Linked DNA regions of Homo sapiens: region 1 is linked to region 2. The links are chromatin contacts, found by Hi-C or POLR2A ChIA-PET in ENCODE. All regions are on one chromosome and are shown on one strand. The core of a region is the stretch at or near the end of the contact, and the rest is flanking DNA. Distances in the headings are between cores, read along the strand shown. Region 1 has its middle 12 kb from the start of NDUFC2-KCTD14. Region 2 holds the start of AAMDC (adipogenesis associated Mth938 domain containing).

The links. A loop is a pair of places that touch in the nucleus more often than their neighbours do. ChIA-PET counts read pairs that join two places held with the same protein, here RNA polymerase II (POLR2A).
Region 1: a map of Caco-2 shows a loop between it and region 2 (3-fold over the local background). The contact joins the enhancer-like site here to the promoter of AAMDC in region 2. A Hi-C loop is called at or near these places in 1 of 168 maps with a recorded cell type or tissue (Caco-2). POLR2A ChIA-PET finds 5 or more read pairs at or near these places in 1 of 52 experiments (endothelial cell of umbilical vein).

The regions. Positions count from the first base shown.
Region 1 is chr11:78,088,560-78,094,584 of GRCh38, forward strand. No RefSeq gene overlaps it. Among named protein-coding and RNA genes, the nearest start is that of NDUFC2-KCTD14, 12 kb to the left of the region's middle. Within about 2 kb of position 2,077, at least 2 of the 41 ENCODE cell types and tissues checked have a DNase peak (open chromatin) inside an H3K27ac peak, as active enhancers do.
Region 2 is chr11:77,818,137-77,824,391 of GRCh38, forward strand. AAMDC (adipogenesis associated Mth938 domain containing) reads left to right here and starts at 3,008. Exons shown (of 4, transcript NM_024684.4): 1 at 3,008-3,105. RSF1 (remodeling and spacing factor 1) reads right to left here and starts at 2,586. Exons shown (of 16, transcript NM_016578.4): 1 at 2,392-2,586. The coding sequence starts at 2,578. RefSeq lists enhancers at 967-1,940, 1,236-1,345, 1,941-2,913, 2,466-2,635, 2,646-2,785 and silencers at 1,976-2,065, 2,206-2,295, 2,886-3,045.

The sequences.
Region 1 (6,025 bases), core at 827-3,326, 270 kb after region 2:
CCACTGCACCCGGCTGTTTGTTTTGTTTTTTTGAGACGGAGTGTCACTCTTGTTGCCTATGCTGGAGTGCAATGGTGCGATCTTGGCTCACCACAATCTCTACCTCCTGGGTTCAAGTGATTCTCCTGCCTCAGCCTCCCGAGTAGCTGGGATTACAGGCATGCGCCACCACGCCTGGCTACTTTTGTATTTTAGTAGAGATGGGGTTTCTCCATGTTGGTCAGGCTGGTCTCGAACTCCTGAACTCAAGTGATCCACCTGCCTCGGCCTCCCAAAGTGCTGGGATTACAGGTGTGAGCCACCACGCTTGGCCCAGATCTATGATGTGCAAATATTTTCTTCCATTCTGTAAGCTGCGTTTTCACTCTGCTTCCTTTGATGTACAGGAGTTTTAAAGTTTGATGTATTCCCGGCCGGGCGCAGTGGCTCACACTCCTAGCACTTTGGGAGGCTGAGGCAGGCGGATTGCCTGAGCTCAGGAGGTCGGGACCAGCCTGGGCAACATGGTGAAACACCGTCTCTACTAAAATACAAAAAATTAGCCGGGCGTGGTGGCGGGCGCCTGTATTCCCAGCTATTCAGGAGGCTGAGGCTGGAGAATCACTTGAACCCAGGAGGTGGAGGTTGCAGTGAGCCGAGATCATGCCACTGCACTCCAACCTGGGTGACAGAGCAAGACTCCATCTCCAAAAAAAAAAAAAAGTTTGATGTAGTCCCATTTGTCTAGTGTTGCTTTTGTTACCTATATTTTTGGTGTCATATCCAAGAAATCATTGCAAAATCCAGTGTTCTGAAGCTGTTTTCTTTTCTTTTCCTTTTTTTTTTTTTTTTTTTTTTTTTTGAGACAGGGTCTCAGTGTCGCCCAGGCTGGAGTGCAATGGCACAATCTTGGCTGACTACAACATCCGCCTCCTGGGTTCAAGTGATTCTCCCACCTCAGGTTCCCAAGTAGTTGCGATTATAGGCGTGAGACATCACACCAGTTAATTTTTTTGTATTTTTAGTAGAGACAGGGTTTCGCCATGTTGGCCAGGCTGGTCTCAAACTCCTGGCCTCAAGTGATCCACCTGCCTCGGCCCCCCAAAGTGCTGGGATTACAGGCATGAGCCGCCACGCCTGGCCTGAAGTTGTATTTTCTTCTAGGAGTTTTAGATCTTATAGTTAGGCCTTTAATCCATTTTGAGTTGGTTTTTTTTTTTTTTTTTTTTTTTTTCTGAGACAGAGTCTTACTCTGTCACCCAAGCTGGAGTGCAGTGGCGCAGTCTCGGTTCACTGCAACCTCCACTTCCCGGGTTCAAGCAATTCTCCTGCCTCAGCCTCCCAAGTAGCTGAGATTACAGGTGCCTACCACCATGCCTGGTTAATTTTTGAATTTTTAATAGAGACAGGGTTTCACCATGTTGGCCAGGCTGATCACGAACTCCTGACCTCAGGTGATGCACCCACCTTGGCCTCCCAAAGTGCTGGGATTACAGGTGTGAGCCACCATGCCTGACCATTTTAATTTTTGTACGTGGTATAAGGTAAGGTTCCAACTTCATCTTTTGCATGTGGATATTCAGTTTTCCCAACACAGACTATCCTTTCCCCCGTGTATAGTCTTGGCACTCTTGATGAAGATCACTTGGCCATATACACAATGGTTTATTTCTAGGCTCTCTATTCTGTACCATTGGGTCTATCTATGTGTGTATGCCAGTACCATATCATCTTTTTTTTTTTTTTTTTTTTTTTTTTTGAGATGGAGTCTTGCTCTGTTGCCCAGGCTGGAGTGCAGTGGCACGATCTCGGCTCACTGCAACCTCCACCTCCCGGGTTCAAGCGATTCTCCTGCCTCAGCCTCCCAAGTAGCTGGGACTACAGGTGCATGCCACCACACCCGGCTAATTTTTTTGTATTTTTAATAGAGGTGGGGTTTCACCGTGTTAGTGAGGATGGTCTCGATCTCCTGACCTGGTGATCTGCTGAGTCTGTCCCGCAGACTCTGGCTGAGCAATGGATGAAAGAAGTACACTGACACAGGTGTTTTGCCTGACAGCGCAGCTAGGGCTCAGCACCACTGACGAGAGAGTGCAGCAGCCACCGAGAGAGTGCAGTCCCAATAAGCTGGCCCTGCTCGCATTTATGTAGTACATATTTAATGACAAAGGGTTGAAGCAAACACAGTTTGTGGGTAATAAACATTGTTGACCCCCCAGGTAGAGAGCAGTCCTGTGCTCGAATGATCAAAGGTTGGTTTCTGGAGACAGAAGTAAACAAATTTATCTAGATAAGTTTCTTTACATTCCCTTGTTATCTGCCCTTTGCTCTCAGGCTCCGGATAAGAAAATTTGACTGCCTTCAGCCATAATTCCCTTCCGAAGCTTTTGGAAAACCTCCCGGCCTTCCAAGAAGGTTTGCGTCTTTCCCTATAACTTTTTCTTACAACTTTTCCCACCACCCTGACAGAACTCCTACAGTGATCCACCCGCCTCAGCCTCCCAAATTGCTAGGATTACAGGTGTGAGCCACCACACCCAGCCCCGCCCCGCCCTTTTTTTTTTTTGAGTCAGTCTTACTCTTTGGTGCAGGCTGGAGTCCAGTGGCATGATCATGGCTCACTGCAGCCTCAACCTCCTGGGCTCAAGAGATCCTCCCACCTCAGCCTCCTAAGTAGCTGGGGCTACAGGCCTACACCACCCCAGCTGCCTAATTTTTTTTTTTTTTTTTTTGAGACAGAGTCTTGCTTTATCGCCCAGGAAGGAGTGCAGTGGCGCGATCTCGGCTCACTGCAAGCTCTGCCTCCCAAGCTCACACCATTCTCCTGCCTCAGCCTCCCAAAGTGCTGGGATTACAGGTGTGAGCTACCACACCCGGCCTTCAGCTGGCTAATTTTTTAAATTTTTTGTAGAGATGGAGCCTCACTATGTTGTCCAGAATGGTCTTGAGCTCCTGGGCTCAAGCAATCCTTCCACCTCGGCCTCCCAAAGCATTGGGATTACAGGTGTGAGCCACTGTGCTAGCCTTATATATACACTCTGATGCTAATCTTTTGTTAAATATATGGCAGATATCTTTTCCAACTATTCTGCTTGCCTTTGAATGTTATTTATGGAGTCTGGGGTGGTTGTCATAAAGTGTAAACTATTGGTTTAGTAAAATGTATCAATCTTTTTCTTTGTTGTCTATGTTTTTAATATTATTAAGAAGCCTTGTTTTTTCTAAGACCATAAAGATATGCTCAGATATTTTCTTCCCAAGTTTTAGCTTTGCATGTTTAATCCATTCGAATTTTTGTTTTTGTGTTGAGTGTGAGGAATATTACACGTGAAAACTGGCCGAACATCATTTATTATTAAAGTCCATCTTTTCCCTACTAGTATTTAATGCCTCCTTTAATACACATCACGTTCTCACAAATGCCATGGTCTATTTCTGAAATCTACTTTGTTCCACAGTTCTCTTTACCAATTACTATACCCATATCATACAATCTAATAACCATAGTGTTGAATTGTTCTTTAATATCTGATAGGGTGTATCATCTACTTTTTTTCAAAGCTAATACATGTTAGCAATTATTATTATTACTATTCGTACACCTTTAGACTTCCTTATGATTTTAAAATCACCTTGTCAAGTTATTTGAAAAATCTCATTAGGGTATTGATTAGAATTTCATTAAATTTATAGACTCCTATGGAAAGAACTGATATATTTAAAATGCTGAGTCTTCTGATCTATGAACATGGTATATATTTATGCATTTATTCAAATTTCCTTTTATATCCCTCAATAAACCATTAGCATTTTCTCTACAAAATTCTTGAACATTTTCACTAGTATGTCTCTAGATATTTATAGTTTTTGTTACTGTTGCAAATATCTTTATATTCTATTACTTTTCTAATTGGTTAATTAGAATGCTGCTCTTGTAGTCAGCAATTTTGCTACACTTTCCTATTAGTTCCAATAGTTTTCCACTTGATTCTGTTGGGTTTCCCCATATCCTTGGCAACCTTTGCCTGTTGTCTGTTGCCATTGCCGAACTTTAATTTTTGCCAGTCTTCTAGTAGAAATGTTATTTCACTATGGTTTTGCTTTTCCTTTATTATTAGCAAAGCTGAATATATTTTCATATTTATTGATTCTTCTATAGTTTCCTCTTCCATGAATGAATTGGTTGTTCATCTTTTACCCATTTTTTAAAAATGTTTTAATTTTTTTTGAAGAGATGGGATTTCACCATGTTGCCTCAGCTGGTCTCGAACTCCTGGGCTCAAACAATTCAACCGCCTTGGTCTCCCAAAGTGTTGGGATTACAGGCATCAGCCACCACACCCAGCCAATCTTTTTCTTTATGGTTTATAGTGTGTCTTTAAAAATTCTTTCTGGCTGGGCCTGGTGGCTCACGCTTGTAACCCCAGCACTTTGGGAGGACAAGGCAGGTGGATCACTTCAGGTCAGGAGTTTGAAACCAACCTGGCCAACATGGTGAAACTCTGTCTCTACTAAAAATACAAAAATTACCTGGGCGTGGGGACTTGTGTTGGTAATCCCAGCAACTTGGGAGGCTGAGGCAGAAGAATTGCTTGAACCTGGGAGGTGGAGGTTGCAGTGAGCTGAGATCGCGCCACTGCACTCCAGTCTGGCCGACAGAGTGAGACTCTGTCTCAAAGAAAAAATGGCAAAGAATATCAACACAGTACTCAGGAGAGAAAACACAAATGGCTACGCTGAGCACAGTGGCTCACACCTGTAATCCCAGCACTTTGGAAGGTGAGGTGAAAGGATCGCTTGAGCCCAGGAGTTCAAGACCAACCTCAGCAATCTAATAAACCATTTCTATTTAAAAAATAATGAAAATAGGGTCAGGTATGGTAGCTCATGCCTGTAATCCCAGCACTTTGGGAGGCCAAGGCAAGTGGATCACTGGAGGTCAGGAGTTCAAGACCAGCCTAAGCAACATGGTGAAACCCTGTCCCTACTAAAAATACAAAAATGAGCTGGGCGTGATGGTGCACACCTGTAGTTCCAGCTACTCAGGTGGCTAAGGCAGGAGAATCTTTTGAATCTGGGAGGTGGAGGTTGCAGTGTGCCGTGATCGTGCCACTGCACTCCAGCCTGGGTGAGGAGCAAGACTCCGTCTCAATCAATCAATCAAATACAAATGGCTTTTAAACATATAAGAAGTTTCTAACCTCTCTCATAAGAGAAATACAAATGAAGATAACAGATGTCACTGGCAAAGCTTGATGACACAGTAAATTGGCAAATGTGTGAATAGGCATCCTTATACATTGCCTGTGAAACAAACTGATGCAACTTCTATCACCAATTTGGCAACATCTATCGAAATTACAACTGAGCATAGCCTTCAATATAGAAATTCTAGTTCTGGCCGGGTGTGGTGGCTTATACCTGTAATCCCAGCACTTTGGGAGGCCGAGGCGGGCGGATTACCTAAGGTCAGGAGTTCGAGATCAGCCTGACCAACATGGAGAAACTCCATCTCTACTAAAAATACAAAAAAAAAAAAAAAAAGAAATTCTAGTTCTATTAAGCATATTCTGAGAGTGAAAAAAAAAGAGAAATTCTAGTTCTAGAAATTTAATTCAACAACATGTGCAGTCCTAGCACACAGGCAGAATGGAATACTGATATTGATATTGATTGCAGTGTTATTCATACTGTCAAAAATGGAAACAACTTAAATGTCCACTAAGAGAAATCTTGTTAAATAAATTCTGGTCCATCTATACAATAGACACTGTAATGAACAGACTCTAAGATGGCCCCAATTATCTCTGCTTCCTGGAACTCATGCTGGTAATCCCCTCCCATACATGTGGGTTGGACATGTAAGTTCTTCTAACAGAATGTGGCAAAGGTGACAGGATGTCACTTTCATGATTACATTACACAAGATCATGACATATTATTATTTTTTGAGACAAGGTCTGGCTCTATCACCGAGGCTGGAGTGCAGTGGTGCAATCTTGGCTCACCGTAACCTCCCCCTCCCAGGTTCAAGCCATCCTCTCAC
Region 2 (6,255 bases), core at 1,758-4,257:
ATCCTTCTTAGCCCAGGTTACCTGTCATTTTTACTTACTTAGTGAACCACTATTCAATTCAACTGACTCTAATATTGTATTCCTGTGATATTAATATAAACTAAATGCACTGGTCAAAATACCTAAAATAAATGTAGATTCAAGCAATCTCATATACTACCCAAAATACCACGCCATCCCAGAAAACCTATGCATTTCAACTTGGTCCAAAGAAATTACCAAAACAATTTACTAGCCATCCTTTCCCCAAATGCCCACAGTTCGTTCTCTGAGAGATACATTACTATCACTTCCCAAGGCATCCTAAAAGCAACTTACTAAGGCATCCTACTTCACAATGACTACCTTCTTAAAAATTAAAAAACGGGCCAGGCTTGGTGGCTCACGCCTGTAAAGCACTTTGGGAGGCCAAGGTGTGTGGATCACGAGGTCAGGAGTTCGAGATCAGCCTGGCAAACATGGTGAAACCCCGTCTCTACTAAAAATACAAAAATTAGCCGGGCTCGGTGGTGCACACCTGTAATCCCAGCTACTCGGGAGGCTGGGGCAGGAGAATCGCTTGAACCTGGGAGGCGGAGGTAGCAGTGAGCCCAGATCCTGCCACTGCATTCCTGCCTGGGCAACAGAGTGAGACTCCGTCTCAAAAAACAAATAAAAATAAAAAATATAAAAAAGAATGTAAATACAATTTGATAATGAAATTACTACAATGGGAGCTTAATTTTTAAACAAATTCTGTGAGAAGCCTTTATATAATGTAATTAGTCACCCTCCTATTTTGTACTATTTTTTAAATTAGCCTTTTGTAAGCCAGTTTGTTACAGGTAGAGGGAATGTGGACAGGTAAGAACAGATTACTAGGCTTATATTATAACTGCTGTATTAATTTGAGTCTTCGGTAGCCATAACATCATACAGATTCTTTATAGGTAATATTCTGAAGAACTTCATACTTGGCGCTTCCTAGCAATGCAAATAAATTCAGTTAACAGAAACTTCTTCATTTACATAGAGAATAGAAGAGCGACCCTGCTTTCTTGGAAAGGAAACAGCTATCTGTCTTGTACAATAACCAATCCACTTTGGCCAGCTAATATGGACAAAAAAAGAGACCTATTTGGAAAACGTTTCTTCTCCAGCCAAGGGCTGTTTCCAGATAAAGGCAATGCTCAGAGTATAACAAAAAAGCCTTCTCTGAGGAAAGAAAAGTGCCAGAAAAGGAGAGGCAGGGATCGGGAATAAATGGGGGTGAGTATAAGCACTCAGTGTGAAGGCTGGAGGCAGCAGGCGCAGCGCTGAGATGCTCCAGCAAAAGAACCAGCAGCAGCAGCAGGAAGTTTCAATGGGGCCGGGCAGAGCATGCGCCCTGCACCCGCGCGGTGGCCTTATGTGGAAGGAGCACCACTTGCGAACACCAATAATAGACCAGCGGCACCAGAGAGAGAAACATGAGCAACAAGCACCTTCTTCAACTGTTTCCCCCTCCGTCAGAGCCCCTCCTCCAGCTTACATACTAACCACCCCACCCTACCGTGCAAATGGGAGGGAGACGACTTCTTCGCCTAAGCCCGGCTGCCAAGATGAAGGGGGAAGGGATTGGAAAAGTGGGGAGATGCTCGCCTATTATTTTGGGGGAGGTGGGGAGAGGAAGGAGAACTATGGAGGAGGAATTAACCCTCTCCTCTCCACAGTGGAGCTGAACCGACTTCGCCCCCCTACCGAGAATGGAGAAGAACCCCCTCCCGTGGGGGAGGAGCAGACCTCCCCACTTCAAGGAAGGAGTTTTAGGGGTTAAAGCAGCCCTCGAGGGGAAGGGAAAAGGGACAAATCTCTCAGGGGAGTTCCCAACAGAGGGAGGGAGAGTTGAGTGTCCGCTGGCCCCCGCCCACCCAGGTGAAGGGAGATAAGGAGGTGTCCGGAGCAGCCGAGCCCAGCCTTCCCCGAGATGGTCGGGAAGACTGGTGGGAGGAGGGGAGGGAGTAAGGGTGGGGAGGAGGAGAAAAGCGCAAAGCTGGCCGGAACCTGCGCTCCCCTTCCCCCGCCGCCAAGGGGGAGACGGGGTGGGGGGCCGCCCTCCGCCGCGGAGAAGCAGTCCCCGGGGCTGCCGACCGGCACAATGACCCCTCCCCGCCTCCAGCCCACACCTAGCCCGCAACGCCTCCACCTCAGCTCCCCGCCCGGCCGAGTGGCCCTAGGGGGCCTCCGCCCCGCCTCCCCACTGCCCAAGACCCCGGGGGCTGGGCGGAGAAGACCAGCCCGGCGGAGTTGCGTCCCAGGGGGAAGACAGAGCCGCGGAGGCCCGAGCCGCGAAGAACCGGGGCGCCTGTGAAGAGCGGAGAGTAGCAGAGCGCCAGGGCCGCTTCCCGCCGGGCGTTCGGGCCCCTCGCTTACCTTCTCCGTTGCCGACGTCCGGCGGCGGCGCCTGCAGCACCCGCTCCAGCTCAGGGAACGGCAACTCAGGCAGGTCTAGCAGCGGCCCGTAGCGCTCCAAGAAGGAGCAGACTACGGCGAAGTTGGGGCACGAACCCGGGCAGCCCGGAGGAGCCATCACCGCCGCCGCTGCCGCCGCCGTCGCCATTTTGAACTGGAGGATGGAGGAGGAGGCGATGGGGGGGCGGGGGAAGTTGTGGTGCCGAGGGATGGCAAGGCAACCTTACAGACGACAGGAGGCGCTCTCAAGTGGGCTCCTCTGCGGATCCCAGCGTCTCAGGGACGGCTCCGCGATCCCACAATACATCGGCGGCCCGGAGCAGTCGAGAACCGAGTCAGACGGGAGACAGAGCGGCCCTCGGCGCCTTTCACTTTCCGCCCTCTTTCCGCCCCCTTCTCTCCTCCCCTTCGGGCTTGCCACTGCCTCGTGTGACAGGGGGAATGAAAACAAGGGAAGCGGGGCGGGGAGGCGGGCTGGAAGCGGGAGGGGCGGGACTTCTCGAGAACAATGGCCAATGGACGCAGAGGGGGCGGGGCCTCGGGCGCTGTTCAACTGCAGGGCGTATTCCCGGAGGGCAGTTGGGGAGCGCAGATCCCGAAGCAGCGCTGGGAGCGTAAGTGCGGGCAGAGCACTGCGCCGTTTGGGAACGCAACTTTGAGGAGACAGTGCGGTGGGTGAGTTTGCGGGGGAATCCTGAAACTGGGCCACGAGATGGTGGAGAGGTTGAGGAGAATTAATAAACAGAAAAAGGGAATAGGGCGGGGGAAAGCACAGTTGTGGGAGAAGGTTGGGAAGGGGAAAGGTAGAGGTGTGCCCTTAATTAGGGGCTGGGCTGGGACCTCGGTAAGATGTCTCTGTGGAAGTTTGCCGACGGGGTATTGCTCTCTGCTGGGGTACAGGAATCGCAGCTTTGCTGGAAAAGCAGGATCTGAGGGAACGGAACTCTGGGGGAATCGTCGGAGTGAGGAGTTGGGGCCCTGCTGGGAGAAGAGGATCTGAGGAGACCAGGCTCTGCTAGGGGGCCATGGTGTGAGGGGAAGGGGCTCTGTTCAGGGACCAGAATCGGAGTGTGGGCTGGGACTCCATTGAGAGGCGGAACATGACAGGAGACGGTGGAGCAGCGAAAAGTTTGTTAGAAGACAGGGTTCCACTTCGGGGCGGGGCGGGGGCAGTGAACATTCCCACAAAGAACGCCAGAGAGAAACTACCAATAATGTAAAATAGAATGTGCAGCCTGAGAAGCAGCAGTACACGTTATGCTTAGAAGCCTGAGCTTTGGATTCAGCCAGGCCTGAGTCCTAGCGGGGCTACTTCATGACACTGTGGAGGTTTCTTTATTTCTTTGAACTCCTTAGAGTGGGGTGATAATAGTACCTACATCATACGGTATTACTAGATAAATCACAGTAAAGTGATTAGCACAGTGCCGTAGCACATAGTGAGTACTTTAAAAATATTAGTTATCAAAAAAGGAGTTCCTATAATTTAGACTGAATTCCGCTATATTTATTTAGTCTATAATTTATTACTTTGAGAATTTTCTGAGTGCATTTAAAACTCAATGTAGTACCTAATTCCTAAAAAGAATTTGGCCGGGCGCGGTGGCTCATGCCTGTAATCCCAACACTTTGGGAAACCGAGGTGGGTGCATCACCTGAGCTCTGCAGTTCCAGACCAGCCTGGGCAACATGGTGAAACCCCGTCTCTAGTAAAAATAACGAAAATTAGCCGGGAATCCTTGGGAGGCTGATGCAGGAGAACCCCTTGAACCGGGGAGGCGAAGGTTGCAGTGAGTCGAGGTCGCGCCACTGCACTCCAGCCTGAGCGACAGAGCAAGACTCCACCTCAAAAAAAAAAAAAAAAAAAAAGAATTTGAAGCAAGGTACAACACAAACCATGTAAAAAAGAGAAATCTGTAATTATAGAAAGATAAGAAATAGATGGGCAAATAATTATATGAGTAACAGGGAAAATGGTCACACAAACACCGAATTTTTTTCTTCATTTCCAGGTTTTAAAAAGGGGAAAAACCATAAGGGTGTGTATTATTCCCATTATCTAAAGAAAGAATACTCAATTTATCAAGAGAAAAATTCTATATTGTAAGAAGAATTTATTGCCTTGAATAGTGATTCATAGTCTTGAGTGGTATACAAACCGTTTTTAAAGGAAAAAAGTTCTTTTGAAACTTGGCAAATACTTTTGAAAATTTCACTGTAAGAAATACTGATGTAAGAAATCAAAGTCTAAAGAACACTGTAAATGTACTTAATGCCACTGAAGTATACACTTAAAGTGGTTAAAATGGCATATTTTATGTTACATGTATTTTACGACAATAAAAAAGCTTTTAAGAAATTAAAATCCGCCGGGCGCTGTGGCTCACGCCTGTAATCCCAGCACTTTGGGAGGTCGAGACGGGCGGGTCACGAGGTCAGGAGATCAAGACCATCCTGGCTAACGCGGTGAAACCCGTCTCTACTAAAAATACAAAAAATTAGCCGGGCGTGGTGGCGGCGGGCCCCTGTAGACAGCTACTCGGGAGGCTGAGGCAGGAGAATGGCATGGACCCGGGAGGCGGAGCTTGCAGTGAGCCAAGGTTGTGCCACTGCACTCCAGCCTGGGCGACAGAGCAAGACTCCGTCTCAAAAAAAAAAAAAAAAAAAAGAAATTAAAATCCTACTTCAGGAAAATATCTTTATGGTTATGAATTATCACTGCCAAAGAAGTTTTAATTTAATAAGTCGGAAAATATTGTTTTTAAGCAATTACTGAAATGAAACACAAAACTAAACTAAAACATTTTTATAGAATTCCCAAACGGGCAAGTGTATATCTCTTGACCCTGGGGACCTGAAGACTCCAGTTTAAAAATAATCTGGGCGAGGTGGGGTGGCTCATGCCTGTAATCCAAGCACTCTGGGAGGCCGAGCAGGAGGACCCCTTGAGCCAAGGAGTTCGAGACCAGCCTGGGCAAGGTAGTGAGACCTCATCTGTAATCCCATGTAGTTGCCACTGCACTCCAGCCTGGGCGACAGAACTACACCCTGTCTCAAAAAAAAAAAAAAAAAAAAAGAATAATTTGACCCAGAATACAGTTTTAACAACAGTTTTGTGGAAACATACAAAGACTTTCATATACTGGTTACTTAACTGACCTTAAATAAAAGCCAGGTACAGGATATTTTAAAATAAAATTGTATCTTTGTGAAGGAATTTCTATGGAAAGAACCTTCAAACCTAAAAGGAAGATTTATTATGTGAACCTTGCCTGTACTTTCTATCTTTGCTTCTAGCTTTTGCAGCACTTCACTTCCCACATTCCAGTGAGGTTGTGAAATAACATTCTAAAAAAAAAAAAAAGCTTTATTACTATAGTTTTCTTTTCTCACTGCTCACACTGTTAGTCAAACAGACTGATAAATAAAGGTTAGAGTTTCTGCCTTTTCTAATCTAGATCGGCAGGGAAACAGAGTCCTTTGGCATCAGAAAGTTATATCCACCCAAAGATAAGAAGTGTTTTGCTACAAAGCAAGGTTTAAGCATGCCTTCCTTCACTAAAGTCTGTTCTTGAAAATAAATGACACACACCCATAATGCTATCATCACTTCTTGCTTTCCTGGGCTAAGAGAAATTGTGGAATACAGAGCTTAACGACAATTTATGTAGTTATATAAGTGAGTTATATTTATCAGACTGGAATGTAAAGGTGCAAAAAAGAGTAGCTATTTTTAAAACCTGTATTTGATTTATTGCTACTGCCATGAAGAGGCCTTTAAATAAGCATTAAGTTACACTTGGTTCAACTTTGTTTATGAATAAG